Regions from separate parts of the Mus musculus genome. Here all the other regions are linked to region 1. Evidence: chromatin contacts called from ENCODE Hi-C data. All regions are on one chromosome and are shown on one strand. Each heading gives the region's core, a stretch centred on a gene start or an enhancer-like site at or near the end of the contact. The rest is flanking DNA. Distances are from core to core; before and after follow the strand shown.

Evidence for each region. A loop is a pair of places that touch in the nucleus more often than their neighbours do.
Region 2: a loop to region 1 is called in a map of heart, with 2.0 times the contacts of the local background. The contact joins the enhancer-like site here to the promoter of Rasgef1b in region 1. A Hi-C loop is called at or near these places in 6 of 37 maps with a recorded cell type or tissue (adrenal gland, heart and left cerebral cortex).
Region 3: a loop to region 1 is called in a map of heart, with 4 times the contacts of the local background. The contact joins the enhancer-like site here to the promoter of Rasgef1b in region 1. A Hi-C loop is called at or near these places in 8 of 37 maps with a recorded cell type or tissue (T-helper 1 cell, adrenal gland, heart and 1 more).

What each region holds. Positions count from the first base shown.
Region 1 is chr5:99,251,484-99,254,719 of GRCm38, forward strand. It overlaps Rasgef1b (RasGEF domain family, member 1B), which reads right to left and starts at 1,444. Exons shown (of 14, transcript NM_181318.4): 1 at 1,231-1,444.
Region 2 is chr5:99,378,547-99,381,782 of GRCm38, forward strand. The region is part of intron 2 of A930011G23Rik (RIKEN cDNA A930011G23 gene); the gene reads right to left. All of the region lies in intron 1 of Gm35314 (a long non-coding RNA gene), which reads left to right. Among named protein-coding and RNA genes, the nearest start is that of Gm35314, 13 kb to the left of the region's middle. Within about 2 kb of position 1,770, at least 1 of the 3 ENCODE cell types and tissues checked has a DNase peak (open chromatin) inside an H3K27ac peak, as active enhancers do; it is heart, where a contact is called at or near this core.
Region 3 is chr5:99,338,139-99,341,374 of GRCm38, forward strand. All of the region lies in intron 3 of A930011G23Rik (RIKEN cDNA A930011G23 gene), which reads right to left. Among named protein-coding and RNA genes, the nearest start is that of Gm35314, 27 kb to the right of the region's middle. Within about 2 kb of position 1,778, at least 1 of the 3 ENCODE cell types and tissues checked has a DNase peak (open chromatin) inside an H3K27ac peak, as active enhancers do; it is heart, where a contact is called at or near this core.

The sequences.
Region 1 (3,236 bases), core at 194-2,693:
GTCTGACTGCGCCAGACATCAGTCAAGAGCTCGATAACCTTATTCCTGGATTCTTCCCCGCTTTATCCTCCCAGCTCAAGACCCGTCCTCCCAGTGAGACACTGTCAGGGCTAAATATAGCTCTACGCACACCAGCAGTTCCAGGCCATTGTCACATGGCGCTGCTGACGAAGGACTCCTTGGAGACGCGTTCACCCAAACATACATACACAAGTATGCGTGCATATTTATCCATATACACCATACGCCCCGAATCCATCTGCAAACGGGCACATTTACATTCACAAGAGAAAACTGCAGCCCAGATGCTCTCCTAGCGCCCTTTACCACGCTGTGCGAGAGAACACCTCGCCGCACTGTCAGTGCCTTAGCCACAGTGCTTCGCCTGAACTGAACCAATTTGGATGGGGTAAGGTGGCAAGGAATAGTCAAATCACACGCACACTCAGAGAGAGAGACAGAGAGACAGAGACAGAGCGATAGAGCGAGAGAGCGAGAGAGAACACCTCCGTTTCCGCGTTTGCCCTTTTCTCTAGTACAGTGCTGCTGAAGTTATTCCCGGGGCTCTCCAATAAAGAGGAGCCTCCCTCACGCACTCAGCCCACGAGGCTACCAGGTACCCCGGGCCACGTTATTATCACCCAGGCTAGTGTCCGAAGGCAACTCACCTGGGTCACAAAGCAAAACAAAAAACAGGCTACTTGTTCAAGTTTGCATACGAGCCTGGGGAACACACAAGTCCTGTTTCCCTGACTGTTCCTGGGAGTCAGACCTTAAATTATAAGGAAACTGCAGCAAAAAATAAACAACAGCCTGAACACTCTCAAGCACCCTAGGAAACTAGCCAAAAAGTACATGGAAACAACCCTAGGTATGCACAAGAAGCTGAGAGGGAAAGCAAAAAGGATGAACGAGACTCCAACTCAGACAAACCCTCAATATCTAAGATCTCCAAACAGAAGGCCTGGCCGGGGCGAGGCGCAGCACAGCGTCCCCAGATCCCCGGGTCCCCGGGTCGTCAGTGCTCAGCCCCGCACCTGTTGGGAGCGCGGCAGCCCGGGGCACGGAAGCAGCAGGCGCGAGAACTCCTAGTTCTGTGGCTCTGCCAATGCTCGCCAGCCGAGGATCTCCCGCCACGCCGGGGCGCACTGGACAGCCGGCGCCGTTCCGGAGCAGCGCCGGCGCAGCCCGCTCCCGCCATCCCGCCGCGGGGTCCCCTGGAGCACCTACCCGCACACAGCTCGGAGCCTCTGCCTCCTGGCTGCCGTACCGAGGCGCCCCAAAAGGCGAGCTCAGGACCGGGAAGGGTCGAACGCCAGAAGAAAGGGAAAACCCGCCGATCCAGTCGGGGTCCTTGTTTATACTGAAACTCCAGCCCGAGCCGCGCACACCCCCTTGCTGGGGAAATGCCCGCCTCCTGCCGCAGGCCACGCCCCCGCCCGCCGCAGGCCACGCCCATCCTGCGCTGGCCAATCGTGGCGCAGCTCTCCGCCCACGCCGCCCTGCAGCGGGCGCTCGGGGACTTGCCAGGGTTCCGCGGGTAGGGACTCCCGTGACGCTGCGGCCGTACCCACCCACGCTGCAGAGGCTGGCTTGCTGGCGCAGCGGGTCTCCGCAGCCTGGGCAGGGCCCACTCCGGCGCGCGTTTCCTCCTTCGTGTCGCTGCCCGCGGCTGTTTGTGCACTCATGTGTCGCCGAGTGTGTATTCATTTGCCTTGTGTGCTCTACCTGTAAATACCGGCTCGACTCGTTGTACAGTATCTATTATCATAATTATGAGCTGAAGGTTACTGTCCGTGTAACTTTCGGAGGAGATCTGAGAGGAACCACGAAGCACTTGCTGAGTGTTGGGTATTGTAATAAACGCTGGGGGCACACTGGTGGCCGCAACCGGCTGGTCCCAGAAGCTTACTGGCTCCTGGAGGGCAAACGCTAAATAAACTGCTATTCAATCCACATGTAAAATTACAGGTGTTAGAACTTTCGCAAAGGAAAGGAAGATACTCTAGTGTGTAAGGCTGGTCCTCGGTGAAGGTTGTTTTTATCATTGTAGACAGCTACTTAATTGAATCAGCCATTGAATACCTGATAACTATTTTAGAAAAGAAAAAAATAAATATAGAGGTAAGAACTCAATACTCTCCTACGCGTGATAGAAAGGTAAGGGAAGAAGTTGAAATAAAGATACCTTACCCATGGGGGGAAATGCACAAGATTTGGAGACTTTGCAGCTGTGACCCTGAGTATGAAAAGCAGGCTTTGTAAGCTTCCGTTCATACATAAACACTGTAGGACCATCCCATAGACTGTAATTGGCCTTATTAACATGGAGCAACACGGTTCCTCCTCTAAGGTCCCTGCATCTTCTCTCTGGGATGGAAAGAGCCTCTTTTAACCTAACGTTCATGTTCCTTGGCTGGTCTTGGCTGGTCCCTGTCTCTCTCATACTTCCTGCTTCACTATCCTACGCATATTCTACAGATGCTTCTCCTTAAGCCCCGCAGTTTATTCTAAAAACCCTGAGCCTTTTGTTTATCTCTGGTGTCTGTTCTGTGAAGGAGAATGGGTCCACACAAGGAGCCGACTTCCATCCTGAGTCAATTAACAAGTAGACCATATGACACTGGGCAAAGCACACTCTTCCTGCTCACATAGCAAGAAACTAAAAGGGCTGAACTAAACCAGTATTTCTTAGTAGTGCCACCAGAAAAGCCCTTTGTAACATCTGTGAGCTCTCAAGACTGCTGAGAAGGCAACCCAGACAGCTGCCTTTTTACTTCCTGAAGTCTTTGCTGCTAAGCAAAAGATGAAATGTTCACTTTAGAATCTAAAAATGTAAAGCAGATACCACTATGATATTGACACTGTTTTACCTTATTCTGGTTGGCCTTTCAGGGTCCTTCTAGCTCCAATGTGAAAACTATTAGTTGTGGATACACCTTAGGAGCCAGCATTCCTAACCATAGCCCTGTGTCTATCACACAGACACCTGTGAAACCCTCCTCAAGGCACTGTAGGCCTCTGAACCCCTGTATACTCACACGGTGAATGGAAAGAACTGAATTCGTCAACTTCTCACACACACACACACACACACACACACACACACACACACACACACACACACACACATGTGTTTAACATAAAAATGCAAATATTAGTAAACTCAACAGTCATGTTGAGGCAAATCAAGTCTTCAGAGTAGAATCCCATTCCAGCACTGAATGATAGTGACC
Region 2 (3,236 bases), core at 520-3,019, 130 kb after region 1:
TGAGAAATCATGCCAAACTCCAACTTCAGGGGCTGGAGAGAAGGGGTAGTGCTCGGATTCCAAGGGACGTGGCTTGATGTCCATTAGGAGTTAACAGAGACCAGCAACTCATTTCACAGGTCATGTTCCAGCCATCAAAGTGTAATTACCGTCAAACCTCACTGGCGCAAGTCCCGACCATATTGTTGGCGAATGTGTGAATGTCAGTTCTATAGGATCCTAAAGCATCATGGTACAACTTCCAGAGATAAAAAGACATTCAGTAGCACTAGAGAAAAGGCCCAGATGTATCAACTTCAGACAGAAACTGTTGTTACTCTCATTATTCTTCTTAATGAAGCTAACACTTGCTGTGTTGATGATTGGGAAACATGACTGGGCTTGGAAGAAGTCAATCTGTTGGAAGCAGTAGATGAATCTGAAGAACTCTGCCCTTCTGTCTGAGGCTCCTTCGGTTGCTATAGCAACGTAGGAACTGGCTTTCTTAGGGGCTTGAGCAGCCTGGTTTGCTGCAGGCCAAACATTCCCTTGCTACCTTTGCACTGGGTATGCTTGAGACTAAGACAACAGAGCATTCTGGAAACACAGATTTCTTACCTATGAATTGATTGTTGGGTGGGAAAATATGACTCTGGCTTCCATGAGTTCACAGGCAACGTGTATACTAGTGACGGACATGGAGCAACAACTCAAAGGCCTCCTCTTCTCTCTCTCATTACCTCTCTCATTTCAGGCTTTTCTCAGAGTTTCCTTGTCTCTTCAGTGGTCAAGTGCTTAGATAGCTGCTCTTAACAGTTGTTGCCCGGACCCCCTCCAACTCACTGATTGCTGAATATGGGAATGGGAATGCTTAAGACGGACGGAATAAAGAGAGGAACGGAGAGATGTTTATGCTCCAGCTCCGCCCCCACCTGCCCAGGCGGAACTGACTGTCCTCCAGACCCCTCCAAAGTGAAAGCAATTATCACCTCTTCTCTTCCCAGGATAAACTCAGTGCTCCCAAGGAGCTGTGAAGGTCAGCAGTCCCCAAGGGGGTTTTGCGGCACCTACTGGCTCGAACTTTCTGAGAGGGCTTCTCCAGGAGAGCAAAGCGTGAAAGGGCTTCAGCTGGGGTTGTGAACTTTCACGTTTGTCCTGGAGTCGGAAATATACGAGTGGCTCTTTGTACCAAGAAATGACCCTGGGTTTTGAAGGAGGACAGGGATCATCTGGGGTTTCCCAGCTGGGTGAACAGGGGATGTGCTCACATTTGCTTAAGAGTTGTCACTGGATCTTAAACTTCCCTCTGAAACCAGAACCTTGTTTTAAAACTTTGTTTAAGACATGGCTATTTAAGGCCATTGGCTTCCCCCCCCCCCCGCCCCCTCCCCTCATCCTCTTCTCAACACCTCCAGGCTGGGTGGAAACCTTACAAGCTTACTTTGCCATAGAAGCAGATTCATTCAAGGGTTACCGTTCCTGTAACTTCACCCTGATACTTTTGGTTTTTTAAATCAGGAGCAAGCAGGTAGAGTGTCAGTGCTCATAAGGAACTGCCAGGAGAGCATCTTAGTGTAGTTGCCCCTCACATCGCGCCAGAGCCACGGAGCACACAGCTCTCTGGTACCTGTGACATTTCCAACACTCTGGAGGAAGAGCAGGGAGCCAGCACCTGCATCCAGATATGAAAGATAACTGCTGCTCGATCTGCCCCTCCCTCCCTCCCTCCCTGCCAAGCCAGCTGCTGTCACTTCCTTGGAAAGGTCAAGCACACAGATACAGTGAGGTGTCCTTGGGGAAGGAGGAGGGGAGGGTGGAGGGACGCTGCGTGTTGACTCACTGGGGCTTGACTAGACGCCCTCCTGTTTGCTCCACGCGAGTAGAGTCTGGCTGAACTCGAGTGAACTGTGTGCTCCCTGCAACATCGCCTCCTCCCTATTTGGTTATTATTATCACGGGCTTCCGAGCAGACAGGGGAGGGGAGTCAACGTAGAGAACATCCTGACTTTTAGGTTTCCCAGGCCCGACCCTGTCAAACCTGTCCAGTCTATGCATTTTTTTTTTCCCTGTATCTCCCTTGGTCCTCGTTTCTCTGAAACAAAAAGCTACATATAAATGTCCATTTTACAGTGAATTTTGAAGTGCCCTTGGCCTTCTACCATGCTTTGTGGATGTCCTCAATGCCTGCACCTACCACAAAGCTGCCATCACATAGAACATTAAAATAGGCCTTGCTGAAAGAGATGTCAGCAACAGGGCTCGCTCCCGTGTGTGAGCTTCCTGCCAGCCTTGATCCAAATGCACACGTGTGTAAGAGAGCGCACTACAGTGGGGTAGATCCTTGTACCTACGTCCCATCCCGTGCTGCGCGTTCCCAGCGTTTTTGTTTTGTTTTGTTTTGTTTTGTTTTGTTTTTTGCGCCTGGATTGTTAACACGTAGTAACTATATGATACCCTATGAACGGCTGCTCCTCCAGAACCAAAGACGCAGGATCTGGAGGACGAAGGGCAACAACAGGATATCCAAGAGGAGTTCCTGTGAGGATCCAGTATTGATAGTGTGGCAGAGGCCTCAAACCAGACCAATGACTCACTGAGGGGAACATTTGCAAGCAAAGCACTGGGCAAAAGGGTATACTGTGAGACACACCCTGGCTTCCATGGAGAGATTGTTTTGTTTTGTTTTGTTTTGTTTTATTTTGTTTGGTGGGGGGAGGTTGCAAGGGGGGAGGAAAGATATGGAGGGTTGAAGAGATGAGTAGGATTGGGGTGCATGATGGGAAATTCACAAAGAATAAATAAAAGTTCAAAAAAATAGTGTAGCCTGTGCTTTGATATCTTCAGGTATATATATATATATATATATATATATATATATATATATATATATATATCGTTTCCTTCCCTGTAATTAAAACTGCTCTTTTCTATCTGTGTTTTGAATAATTTCTTTAAGCTATATTCCCCAAAGTAGAACTCTTGGACCAAAGACATAAACATGTTTACAGCTCTTGCTATTTATTATTAGCTTATAACTTTTCACAAGGGCTTGATCGATTTACAGAGCTGTCTCTAATATACGAGAGGTATGTGCATATCTATTATGACATACATACATCATCTCTTTTTTTTTAAGTAGCAAAACCACACACAAATACATAATACCATAATTATTCTCACGTTTACAGATGAAGACACTGTGGGCCTCAGAGGTTAAGTAACTCAGTGTCAGATGACCAATGTCCTCTTTTATGGCT
Region 3 (3,236 bases), core at 528-3,027, 87 kb after region 1:
CCTTGGTGGGGTTTTTGAGATCACCTTTGTTTTTCTTATTTAAAAAAAAAATTGTAAAATAGGTGGGGTAGAGTATCTCATGCTTTTAATCCAAGCACCCGAGAGGTAGAGGCTAGAAGTTCCTAAGTTCAAGGCCAGCTACAGAGGTAGGCACTATATTATTTTTGTAAAATAAACATCGTTGTGGTTTGAATATGCTTGCCCAGGAAGTGGTACTATTTGGAGGTGTGACCTTGTTGGAGTGAGTGTGTCACTGTGAGTGCTGGCTGTAAGACCCTCACCCTAACTGCCTGGAAGTCAGTATTCTGCTAGCAGCCTTCAGATGAAGATGTAGAACTCTCAGCTCCTCCTGCACCATGCCTGCCTGGACGCTGCCATGCTCCCACCTTGATGATAACGGACTGAACCTCTGAACCTGTAAGCCAGCCCCAATTAAATGTTGTCTACAAGTTGCCTTGGTCATGGTGTCTGTTCACAGCAGTAAAACCCTAACTAAGACAAACATAAATTAGAATTTTTTGGAAGTAATAAATGTGTTTTGATATGGGAGAATGAATCTACCCTTCCTTTCTGTAACTGTTTTTGCTACGGTTTATGTTCATAAAGTCACAATTGCCCAGGATTTCCTCAATTTATGTTGAAAGTATTTCATTATTCCTGAATGCACCTAGGCATCTTAGTTAAAAAGACCAAAGATAAGGATATAAAGAAGACAAAATTAGTTCTCAGCATCCCATGACCCTGCAAAGTTAACACACTGAAACCGAGACGGACAGCCACGGTGGCTGGAGTTCGGGTGTCCAGACGGACAACCATGAAGGCTGAAGTTCAGGTGACCATCTTTCTCTTGTACTGACTCAGAACCTGTTCCTCTTGTCCTGCCCATGGCTTTGTATGCTCAGCTATTTACTATTCAATTAGAGATTATCAGAGGGGACATAAAGGGTGGAACACCCGCTGCTGATAGCATGGTAAGGAACAGGACAGAAAGGTATAAAGTGAAACTCAAGAGAAAAAATTATTTACATAAAACACTCAAGATATCCTAGCACTTCAAAAGGCAAGTTGTTGACCTTACTAAATGACTCCCACAGGAAGTTTTAGGGTAAACTTTTTAATTTTATTTTTCTATTTTCTCATTTTTTTCTCAGCACTTGAGAACAGCTTCTTCTTTTGTAAGTAGCAAGCAAGCCTCAGGGTCAATCTATTAATAATTCCTCTATAGGCTAACAACATATAGACAAAAGGTAACAGCAGCCTGGGGCAAGATTGTGACTAAGTTTTCCCATCTTTGTTTTCTAGGGATGTTGGTCACAGTATCCACTGTAGGCTAATTAGTGTCTTACTGTAACAAATCAGGAAATTACTCCTGGAAAGCCAGCTCTGTCACTGCCTCATGTGACACTCGGGTACCCCTTGTGTGGCACCAGTAGATCCATGGTCAGGTATCCTCAGATTTTCAGAGTCTGGGTTAAAGCATAGAAGCTGGGGTGGATGTCCTTTTAGGAGATTCCCATGGCTTTTACAAACTGCTAACACAGAATCCTGAAACTTTCTGTCATCACGGGGTAAATTGCATTTCCTCAAAATGAATTTTAAGAGGATCCTGCAGTCAGAACCCAGCTGGGTGTATTCTGCACTACAGGTCACGGCATTCGCTCCTCTTCCTCCCCTGTCTCTCATATTTCCCGCGCCAGTGTGTCTCCTGTGAGTTTCGTTTTTGCTAACATCGGTCCTGATTTGCTCTGCCCTCAGATTTTCCATTTCCCCAATGAGTCTGGAGGTTGTTCTGCGAACTCCCTGCCTCCTACAGCTACTTGGCTACAGTTCGGTGGGTGGGGTGCCTCTTGTCAAGGACTGTCTGGGTCAGAAGTGCCTGGACTGACGTTTGTTGGAGAGACAGACGTGCTGTCTCCAGCTGCAAGGCCATGAGATAAAGCGCTCTTTCAGCGCCCGTTCTCCTCCTCACTGGATAAAGGAACATAGAAGCAAGCGGCTTCATTTCTGCCTCTCTCTCACCCATGAACGTGCTGCACTCTCTGATTTCGGGTTGGAAGACTGGGACTGAAGGTTAAGGACAACTGTCATTGACACCAGCAAATCACCCAGAAAAAGGCCTACCCCCGTAAGAAGTCTCATCACAGTCAAAATATGCTTGATATCTTGTCAAAGTGGCACGTCCCACTCCATTTCTCAGCCTTACTGAATTTCTGTTCTCAAAGTTTCCTTGCCATCTCTCTTGGAGTCAAATTCAGCAATCTTTCAGTGACTGTTTCAGTCTCTCTCCCCCTTTCCACTCATCCTCAGCATCTGGCTTTTGGAGCCTGTACCAGTTCCAACGCCCCCACTCTCTTTCCCACACTCTCCCCGTTTTTCCCTTCACTGCCCCCACCCCTCTTGTCTCCTCTCATTTGAATCTTTCCCCTGTTCTTTTTGGCACTCTGCACAGGACCCTGAGTGTCTCTGTCCCTCCCGTTCTGTTTATCTTTCTTTTCTTCCAAAACTAAGTCCAGGGAGGAGGGAGGGCAGATGGCAGTTCCTGCCTATGACATTTCTGTCTTTTCGCTTTAACAAAAATAATCATTGCCCAGTAAGACTGGTTCATACTCATGAAAAGATAAATGTTTGCAAAAGGATGGGAAATGGGACAAAAAGTACTTATTTACTGAGCCTGGCGTTAAAATCTGAAACTGAAGCCAAGAGGAGACTGTCCTTTTAATTGATAAGAAAGAAGCCAGCGCTGTGAAGCTCAGGGTTATTGTTCTGCAGGTCTGTTGCCCTGTCTGCGCTAGTGAGAAGTTTTCACCCAATATTGGGTAGTTTATCACCTATCTGTATGATTTTTGCTTTTTAAAATGATTACATAATTTCAAACTGAGCATTGCGGTGCACACCTTTAATCCTAGCGCTCTGCATGCAGAGGCAGGCTGATCTCTACCAGCCTGGGCCTGATCTACAAAGCAAAAACTAACTAAAAGTCATTACATAGTTTTCATAATAGCCTAAGAAGAGTGTAGAAGAAAATTAAAATACATAAAGATATGGCGTGGAAAGTGAGTCTCTAATCTACCCAAATTCTAGACTACTTTCTTAGATGGAAACATCCATATTCATAATGAACCTCTTAATATATATGCAATGCATGTTGGCATTTGGTCTGGGCTGTGCCCCACAGTGACCTGGCTACAGCCAGGTGTGCCTGGCTCACTATAAAAGAGGCTGCTTGCCCACTCCCC